2 separate regions of the Homo sapiens genome follow, and region 1 is linked to region 2. A link is a contact called in ENCODE Hi-C or POLR2A ChIA-PET data. All regions are on one chromosome and are shown on one strand. Each heading gives the region's core, a stretch centred on a gene start or an enhancer-like site at or near the end of the contact. The rest is flanking DNA. Distances are from core to core; before and after follow the strand shown. Region 1 overlaps MAP3K8 (mitogen-activated protein kinase kinase kinase 8). Region 2 has its middle 22 kb from the start of LINC02644.

The links. A loop is a pair of places that touch in the nucleus more often than their neighbours do. ChIA-PET counts read pairs that join two places held with the same protein, here RNA polymerase II (POLR2A). Pooled maps may share reads with other maps.
Region 1: a pooled map shows a loop between it and region 2 (2.9-fold over the local background). The contact joins two enhancer-like sites. A Hi-C loop is called at or near these places in 1 of 50 pooled maps. POLR2A ChIA-PET finds 5 or more read pairs at or near these places in 4 of 52 experiments (A673, OCI-LY7, activated CD4-positive, alpha-beta T cell and 1 more).

What each region holds. Positions count from the first base shown.
Region 1 is chr10:30,454,363-30,458,601 of GRCh38, reverse strand. MAP3K8 (mitogen-activated protein kinase kinase kinase 8) reads right to left here. Exons shown (of 9, transcript NM_005204.4): 7 at 366-518. Among named protein-coding and RNA genes, the nearest start is that of MAP3K8, 22 kb to the right of the region's middle. Within about 2 kb of position 2,166, at least 22 of the 41 ENCODE cell types and tissues checked have a DNase peak (open chromatin) inside an H3K27ac peak, as active enhancers do; they include OCI-LY7, where a contact is called at or near this core.
Region 2 is chr10:30,698,675-30,702,972 of GRCh38, reverse strand. It overlaps the pseudogene SVIL2P. Among named protein-coding and RNA genes, the nearest start is that of LINC02644, 22 kb to the left of the region's middle. RefSeq lists enhancers at 844-893, 914-1,053. Within about 2 kb of position 1,417, at least 12 of the 41 ENCODE cell types and tissues checked have a DNase peak (open chromatin) inside an H3K27ac peak, as active enhancers do; they include OCI-LY7, where a contact is called at or near this core.

The sequences.
Region 1 (4,239 bases), core at 917-3,416, 250 kb after region 2:
CACTGGTGTGAACATTAATAATAAAAAATGTTTTAACTGTTCAAAGAACACATACAACTTCCTTTGCTGAAATATTTATGCTACTCTGATGCTACTAAGTAGTGTTGCATTATTACACATACAATGGAATAGCATAAATTATGCCCAATGCACATTTTAGTAAGCTCCCACTAAAATAGCTATGTTTTCTTTGCAAGAATGGAGCTTGCTTCTACATGGGAAGAACTTGTAGCTACCTGTCATTTCACCATTGCCTCATTCAGATGGGGGTGGTATAGAAGGCAGAGCAGTCCCTCCCAAGCCTGCGGGATGCATAACTCAACGCCCCCCCCCGCCGCCCCCAGCCCTGGTTGAACCCCACTTACTATGTACAGGTAGGAGGGATAGGCTGAGCGAGGGTAGCGCTTCACCCAGGGTGGGGTGCCCGTCTGCATGTGGATGAGCGTGGCCCCCAGGCTGTAGATGTCTGCTTTGGTTGAATGGCCCCTGCACAGGATGACCTCTGGGCTCATGTAAATCTGAAAAAGAAGTGGGAAACATTCAGCTTCATTCCCCTCCTTTGTGTGGGTTTCCATTTCCCTAATCCAGTTCTGGAAATTGGCTCATTTGCCTTAAACTAGGAGAATAATGCAGGCATTCCCCAGGAACCATGCAGCAATTGCTGGAGGTGTCCCTGCAGTCTGATGAAGAACACCTGGCCGGGCGCGGTGGCTCACACCTATAATCCCAGCTGAGGTGGGCGGATCAGGAGTTCAAAACCAGCCTGGTCTCTACTAAAAATACAAAAATCAGCTGGGCATGGTGATGGGCACCTGTAATCCCATCTACTTGGGAGGCTGAGGCAAGGAGAATCGCTTGAGCTCGGAAGGCGGAGGCTGCTGTGAGCCGAGATCGCACCACTGCACTCCAGCCTGGGAGACAGAGCGAGACTCAGTCTCAAAAAACAAAACAAAACAAAACAAAACACCACCTTTTTCTGGTTGATCTGGTGGCAAAGAGCCTAGAACCAGGAATCTATCAGGGACTCCCACTCATCAAAGTTCTGCAGTACACTGATCAGGTGTAGCTAAGTTTTCAACTAAAACGCCAATTCCTTTTATATTTAAATGAACTACAAACAGACTTCTTTATCTGTTTGTCATTACACTGCTAACCTTCTAAATATCTGCAATGATAAAAGGTGATAGAAGTCTATAGGGTATTAACACAAATTTCTTGAAAGGGAAAAACTTAAAAAATAAAGTGTAATATTGTAGAAGTGATTCTAAAGAGTCATTTTTACAAACTATCTGTTATTTTTACCTACTATGTAGCCCAGTGACTAAATATTAAATGCAGCCATATTAACATTGTATAAGTTATATTTGGTCTCATGAGTCCATGCTGAATAAACAGGGCTGGTTTTATAAATAGTTTCTCTAACGAGCATTTATTTCTAAACTTAAGAAAGAAACAAAGAGAGGTGGGGCATGGTGGCTCATGTCTATAATCTCAGCACTTTGGCTTTTTTTTTTTTTCGAGATGGGGTCTCCCTCTGTCACCCAGGCTGGAATGCAATGGTGCGATCTCGGTTCACTGCAACCTCTGCCTCCCGGGTTCAAGCTATTCTCCTGCTTCGGCCTCCCAACTAGCTGGGATTACAGGCATGTGCTACCACGCCTGGCTAATTTTTGTATTTTTAGTAGAGATGGGGTTTCACCATGTTGGCCAGGCTGGTCTCGAACTCCTGACCTCGTGATCCACCTGCCTCGGCCTCCCAAAGTGTGGGGATTACAGGCGTGAGCCACTGAATCTCAGCACTTTGGAAGGCCGAGGCAGGAAGATTGCTTGAGCCCAGGAGTTTGAGACTAGTCTGGACAAGATGGAGACCCCCCATCTTTACAAATTAATTAGTTACCTAATTTAATTAAACATTTTTTTAAAAAGGAACAGAGCAAACACTGGTGACCAGTGATTTGTATTCATGGCTGGTGCAGACATATAGTAGTTAATATCCTGATTATCAGTATTTCGCTTGAAACAGCTTGTACACTGTCTGCCATGTGAATAAGAGAATGGAGGTCAGTGTTTCCGGAACACATTTCAGGGTAAGTAATTAGAGAACTAGCTTACAAAAACCAGAGAAACTGCCCAGTCTCCCCACCCTAACCCTGCTCAACTCCTTCCTGCAAGCCACTTCCGGGCCAGCTTCCTTTTGCTCTCAGCAAACAGGTGAAACTGAGCTCCCGTTCTCAAGCTTTCCCTGCAGCAGAGCCAGAGGACTTTCCAGAAGGACTTTGCTACTAAATATATCACAAACTTAAAAAATTAATGCACAACATTGTACCTATAGTCAACAATAGTGTATTGTATACTTAAAAATGTGTTGAGAGGGTAGAGTTCATGCTAAGTGTTCTTACCACAATCAAATAAAAAAGAAAAAGAAATGCAATGGGTATTATTAACTGTCCATAGAGGATGCCTATCTTCTCTCCTGTACCCCCTCCTCCCTGCCAATAAAGCAAGGATTGGGCGGAGTGCCCACTGCTGGTGTAGCCCACAGGGGTTGTGCAGAGGTGGCTCTGCAGGTTCTATGTGACTGCACGCCTAGGCAGCCTGGGGGGATGGAACATCTGTAAGCCTGGTGGCCTGGGTGCTGCCACTCAGGTAGAAACCCCAGAGCTTCCTGGCTCGGAGCTCTTGTTCCTCAAGCTCTACCAACTACCAGTTAGATCAGGGAGCAGCAGGGCATAATGTTCGAGCACTCTGGCTGATTAGAAGGCATGAAACAGCCCTGGTGGGACCAACACAGGGCTCTCTGAGAGTTCTGCACCCTCGGGGCAGGGCACTGGAGCAAGAGAAAACCTTGATGTCAGCGATCGAACCCTTCACCTTTCAATATGTTTATTAGAAAGGGAAAGAGACCGTGTGTGTGCGTATATGTGCATGTGATGACTATATGTTAACTTACAAAGGTAAAACCAAGCAGACTTAGAAGGATTTTTCAAAAAGGACCAAGTTCTAAAAGTAATTCTGATTTGTTATTCGCATTCACTATGTATTCTCTCTCTGTACCTTGCAACTCAAAAACAGTCTATTCTGTATATGCTGGATTAACCCTGGATGTGTATTACATGGTTACAATAGAATGCTCTGAATACCAATGCTTAGAGAGAGCAATCAAACAGGGGTAACCAGGGTTTGCATTTGGGAGCTATACTGCAGAAATCAGAAATTGTCTATGACTGTGCAGTAGCCACATGATCAAATTCTAACATCAGCCAGTCTGCACAGTTGACTAATTAGATCTCCTGGCTCTTTAAGTAGGAAGGGTAAAAGCAAGCTTGTTGAAAGGTTTCACTGGTCACTTCACAACTTTGTTCATTATCAAACTTCAACTCGTGTGTACTAGGCAGATATTAAATGCAGGCTGATTAGAAGAGAGTTTATATTTATAAACACCAAGGCACAGTTTTGCACTTCACAAAAAGCAATTTGCATTTGCCAAAAAAAACCTGATCCAAATACTACTCAGGAGTAAAATATGTTATTATCTCATATCCATGCATTCCGCTAGACAGCCCCAGAAAGAACACTTCTTTCTCCAATGTTGCAAAATGTTCAACTTCACCACATTGCCAGGAAGAGAAAAGTATTTTCCATCTTTAATACCATAAATAGTTTGTTTTTCAAACTGGTTCCAGGAAAAAGGGTGGTGGAATATTACATATCTGAACTCCTGACTAATGCCAAATATGCTGAAACATTTTCCAAAGAAAACATGTCGTAAGCATTAAGTCTTATTAGACCTCACACTTTGGTAAAGTATTCTTAAGATCTGGGGACTAAGCATTCTTAAAAAAAAAAAAAAAGTACAGCTTCCCTTCTGAATATTGTTCTGCTCAAAGACAACCGTCAAGAATCCTCGCTCGAGCATTTTCAATAATAACTTCAGTAATATTCACAAAAGCAAGGATTTCTTCTGCTGCCCGGGAGAGTGCTGGCTTTGAGAGAGTTGAGAAAGGACTTACAGAATCTTGGCGTTTTTTTTTTTTTTAGGACAAGGTCTTGTTCTATTTTCCAGGCTATGGGTGCAGTGGCATAATCACAGCTCACTGCAGCCTCATCCTGGGCTCAAGCAATCCTCCCACCTCAGTCTCTTGAGTAGCTGGGACTACAGACATGCACCACCATGCCATTTTTACAAAAAGTAAAGTTTTTGTTTGTTTGTTTGTTTACTTTTTGTAGCGATGGGGTCTC
Region 2 (4,298 bases), core at 168-2,667:
GCTGGGACTACAGGTGTGGGCCACTGTACCTGGCCACATTCTAGCAAATTCTTGTCTTTGGGATGCCCTGGGAGTGGCACGCTGGGTGGAGATTTCGGCAATAGCAGGAGCTGTGGGCAAACCTCACTTGTCATCTACTCTGTGCCACCCAGTCACCTGCAAATGCTCACCAAGTTTCCTCCAATTAATTAATAGACGTAGGGAAGAGGTAGCTCCCTCCTCAATTCTCTATTATTTTATTTCATGTTACAACAAAGCTCTCCAGAGTACAGAGATTCTCCCATCACTAAAATGAACACACTTTCATAGATCTTGAAGTGCCTTTTTGTGCACTTATTTCTAGGCCACTGACCAAGACGGCAGATGGGGAGAGCACAGAAAGATAGGAGGTCTTGTGCGGGCTTGGGATTTCAGAATTTGTGCTGTCCCCAAGAACACAGGTAATTTAGAAAAAGGTAGAGCTGAGGGCTGGGTGTGGTAGCTTATGCCTGTAATCCCAGCAGTTTGGGAGGCCGAGGCAGGTGAATCACCTGAGGTCAGGAGTTCAAGACCAGCCTGGCCAACATAGTGAAACCCCGTCTCTACTAAAAATACAAAAATTAGCCAGATGTGGTGGCGGGCACCTGTAATCCCAGCTACTCGGGTGGCTAAGGCAGGAGAATCACTTAAACCCAGGAGGTAGAGGTTGCAGTGAGCCAAGATAGCACCATTGCATTCCAGCCTGGGCGACAAGAATGAGACTCTGTCTCAAAAAAATAAGTTAATTAATTAAAAATTTAAAAAAAGAAAGAAAAAGAAATAAAACAAAAGGTAGAGAAGATATGCGTGCTGCGGAGGGAGTAGCCCTGGAATAATATGCACGATCTTTCATCCCTCCAGACCCATCTTCGGTTGTGAATCTGGCCTGGGATGCAGCCACCTCTTAGAGCAACCCCCGCTGCTGCTTGTGCCCTGCTGTGCTACTGCCTCAGTCACTTCCTGCTTGGTCAAGACCACAGCTGCTGATGTCACAGCTGAGGCACATCAAAAAGGCTGCCTGATTCAAAGAAAGCTGCCGGATAAATCATAGAGCACAGACACTTCTACCTCATGCTCTTATGGGACTTTAGGAACCAAACATAAGCACCTATGGAAAATGCACGGTGGTCTTGAAAGGCTGTGTGGTCTTTATCAGAAAATATCTGAATGACTGTCTCTTATGTCAGTCCTACTCTGCAGGCTTGCTAAGATGATAATTGAAAGGGCTTTTGGTTTCTGCTTTAGAATCTGTCACTTATGTTTTGAAGCGTTGTGAGCAAGCGATGCAGCAGATTGCAGGGTGAGGGGGATGAACCTGGGCCAGAAGCCAGATGTGTTTCTCCACGCACTGCCCTGACCTACAGCCGGAACTGGGCTCAGTGGTTTCAGCCTCATTTGCTAAGAAGGGCTGGGTGCGTAATCTTGGCTGCACCTTAAAATCCCTGGGAGCTTTTAAGACATATTGACACATAAACTGTAACTCACATGAAACGAAAACACATCTCTGGGGCTGGGCTGAGCAAATGCCTTTTTTTTAAAGGCCCCTCAGGTGATTCTGTCTCAGAGATGTTGAAAACCAGTGGGTTAGGAGCTCAGTCATCTACTTTCAGATCTGTGATTATGCCACTATTAAATACAGTTGGCTATCACATAGATTTTTATGCTTTAGCTTGTTTTTTTTTCTCTGCTATACCAAATAAAATCTTTTGAGCTGTTGTAGTTCCAGTCCTTAAAACAACAGTTGTTACCATACTGAGGTTAAACATTAGTGCATTTGCTTAACAAGGACATTAAAACTTCTTACCACACTGACATAATTTTAATGATTTCTATAATAATTAATAAGAAAATCAATAATTGGATTTTAAAGCAGGAAACTAGGCAGGAAAGTTGAAATTCATATACCAGTTCAATGGAAAACATTAAAATGTAGTTGTGTGATGCCCAATATTCTATGCTGTTTGTTGGTTCATTGGTTTCTCATCTATTGTAACAGCACCCATAGTTAAAAAGCACTACTTTTTTTGGTCTGATAGTTAAAAAGACAACAACAATCCTTTGCATGTAAGAATTTTTTTCTCATAATCACAATTTTAGAGTTTGCACATATTCTATTCAATTTCAAAAATAACTTTAAAGAGTCTAGTACCTGCAGGGAATATTACAATTGCAATCATTGTTTTAATACCATCTCCTCTCCCTCTTCCCTTCCCAAAAGGTATAAAGACATAAACATCATCTGCTGCCAAATAAATCCTGGAATTCGAGGGCGATGCTGGGAAGGTATGAAATTAGAGGGAGGCATGTTGCTTTTGCACTTTCAGATCAATGGCTGAATTCCAGACCCGGGGAAGCCTTTCAGATCCGCATGTAATTTGTTTAAACAATTGCTGTTCATCTGCCACAGCAGCACTTGGAATGCCGCAGGGAGGAACTTGCAGCATTTCTTGCTCACTTCAAGAAATCAACTATAACAAACCTCTTCTGGAAGACGACAGCATCCATATTTCTATAATAGTTAGATAAAAGTTAAAGAACTGTTCCTTTTGTGAATATTCACAGTCCACTGCATATAATCGTTTATGAAAACTGAACCCTATAAAGAGCGAGAGTAGAGGACTGTGGTGAGAACAGAGGGATCGAAGGGAATCAGCTCGCTCAGGGAGCCGTCCCAAGGTGGGGGCAGTAGTACCTGCGGATAAGCGGATTGCATTCTCCAGGATCCAGGGGATTAATGTCACAGTTCTCATAGTCAAAGGTTCCATTCCATAAGTGCTTTGCCAGCTGAAATTCTATTTTTCGTTGTGCTAACGTGACTTCTTTCCCATGCCATACGTAAACTTCACTACCAAAATCAAACACCAGTACCTGGGAGAAATGGCACAAAAGAATTTGTTAACTTCAAGAACATGCAACAGTTGAATCAGGTGCAACAGGGTCTCTGTTGACAGTGAGTCAAACGGAGGAAGACAGAAATCCTAATGGGGTGACCAGCACAGACACAAAAAGGCCAGGAGATCTCAGCTGGCACTGCCCCACCGAGCCAGCCTCTGCCCTGTGGGCACGATTCCTCCTCCCAGTGTCCTAAGTGGCCAGGATAATGTTCCCTCCTCTGAACTCTCAACCTGCTTACAACTTGCGATTCACAAGAGTTCTTTAGGTACATCTTCCTGTCGACTTCCTGCCTCTCTCCCCTATTCCTCCCCCTCTCATGTGCTCGTTCATTCACTTAATATATACACAGAGGCCACTTCATATACCCCAGGCACTCATGGTCCAATGGTGTCTTCTCTCCAGTACACAATTCCAAGATCCTTAAGGGCAGGGATCAGATCATGGTGATACATACAGGAGGGGTTGATTACTAAGTGTTTGCTGAATGAATACATGAATGTAATGCTATTTCTTACGTTCATAGTTTGTTTTATTCTTTCTCTTAGAATGATTTCTCCCTTCACTTCCAGCAATTCAAATTTTGCTTAACTCTAAACTTGGCTCAATTTCACTTTCTATTGAAAATTATTCCTGATGATTCCTGTATTTATTTTTCTGTGACGTTTCCCCCATGTAAAAGACCATACATATCACACAGTCAACCTTGCTCCAGATTACATTCCTTCTAATACTCTTCCGCCCAATTAAACTTAAGGGCCTTGCGTGTCTTCCACTTTCTTAATACTTAGCATACTTAACGGTACTGGAAAAGTATATAATTAATAAATATTTACTGGCATGACAGGACAAAAACAGCACATTAATTGGCAAATCCATAAATTATATATATGTATATGCATCTATTATTCCTCAAACTTAAGGACTGAAAAATATTCCATTAATATTTATACAAAATGCAACAGATAGGACTAAGTAACATTTACATTTTGCCTATGATGCTGTCAATGATCCATGCCACCTCTGAACAATATTCTGGATTTCATATTAGCATTTAAGATGTCAGTAAAGGGGTGAAATAACAAATACCCTGGCTGGGCACAGTGGCTCATGCCTGTAATCCCAGCACTTTGAAAGGCTGAGGCGGCTGGATCACGAGGTCAGGAGATCGAGACCATCCTGGCCAACATAGTGAAACCCTGTCTCTACCAAAAATACAAAAATTAGCCAGGCATGGTGGCATGTGCCTGTAGTCCCAACTATTCAGGAGGCTGAGGCAGGAGAATTGCTTGAAGTCGGGAGGTGGAGGTTGCAGTGAGCCGAAATCTTGCCACTGCACTCCAGCCTGGCAACAGAACAAGACTCTGTCTCGGAAAAAAAAAAAAAAA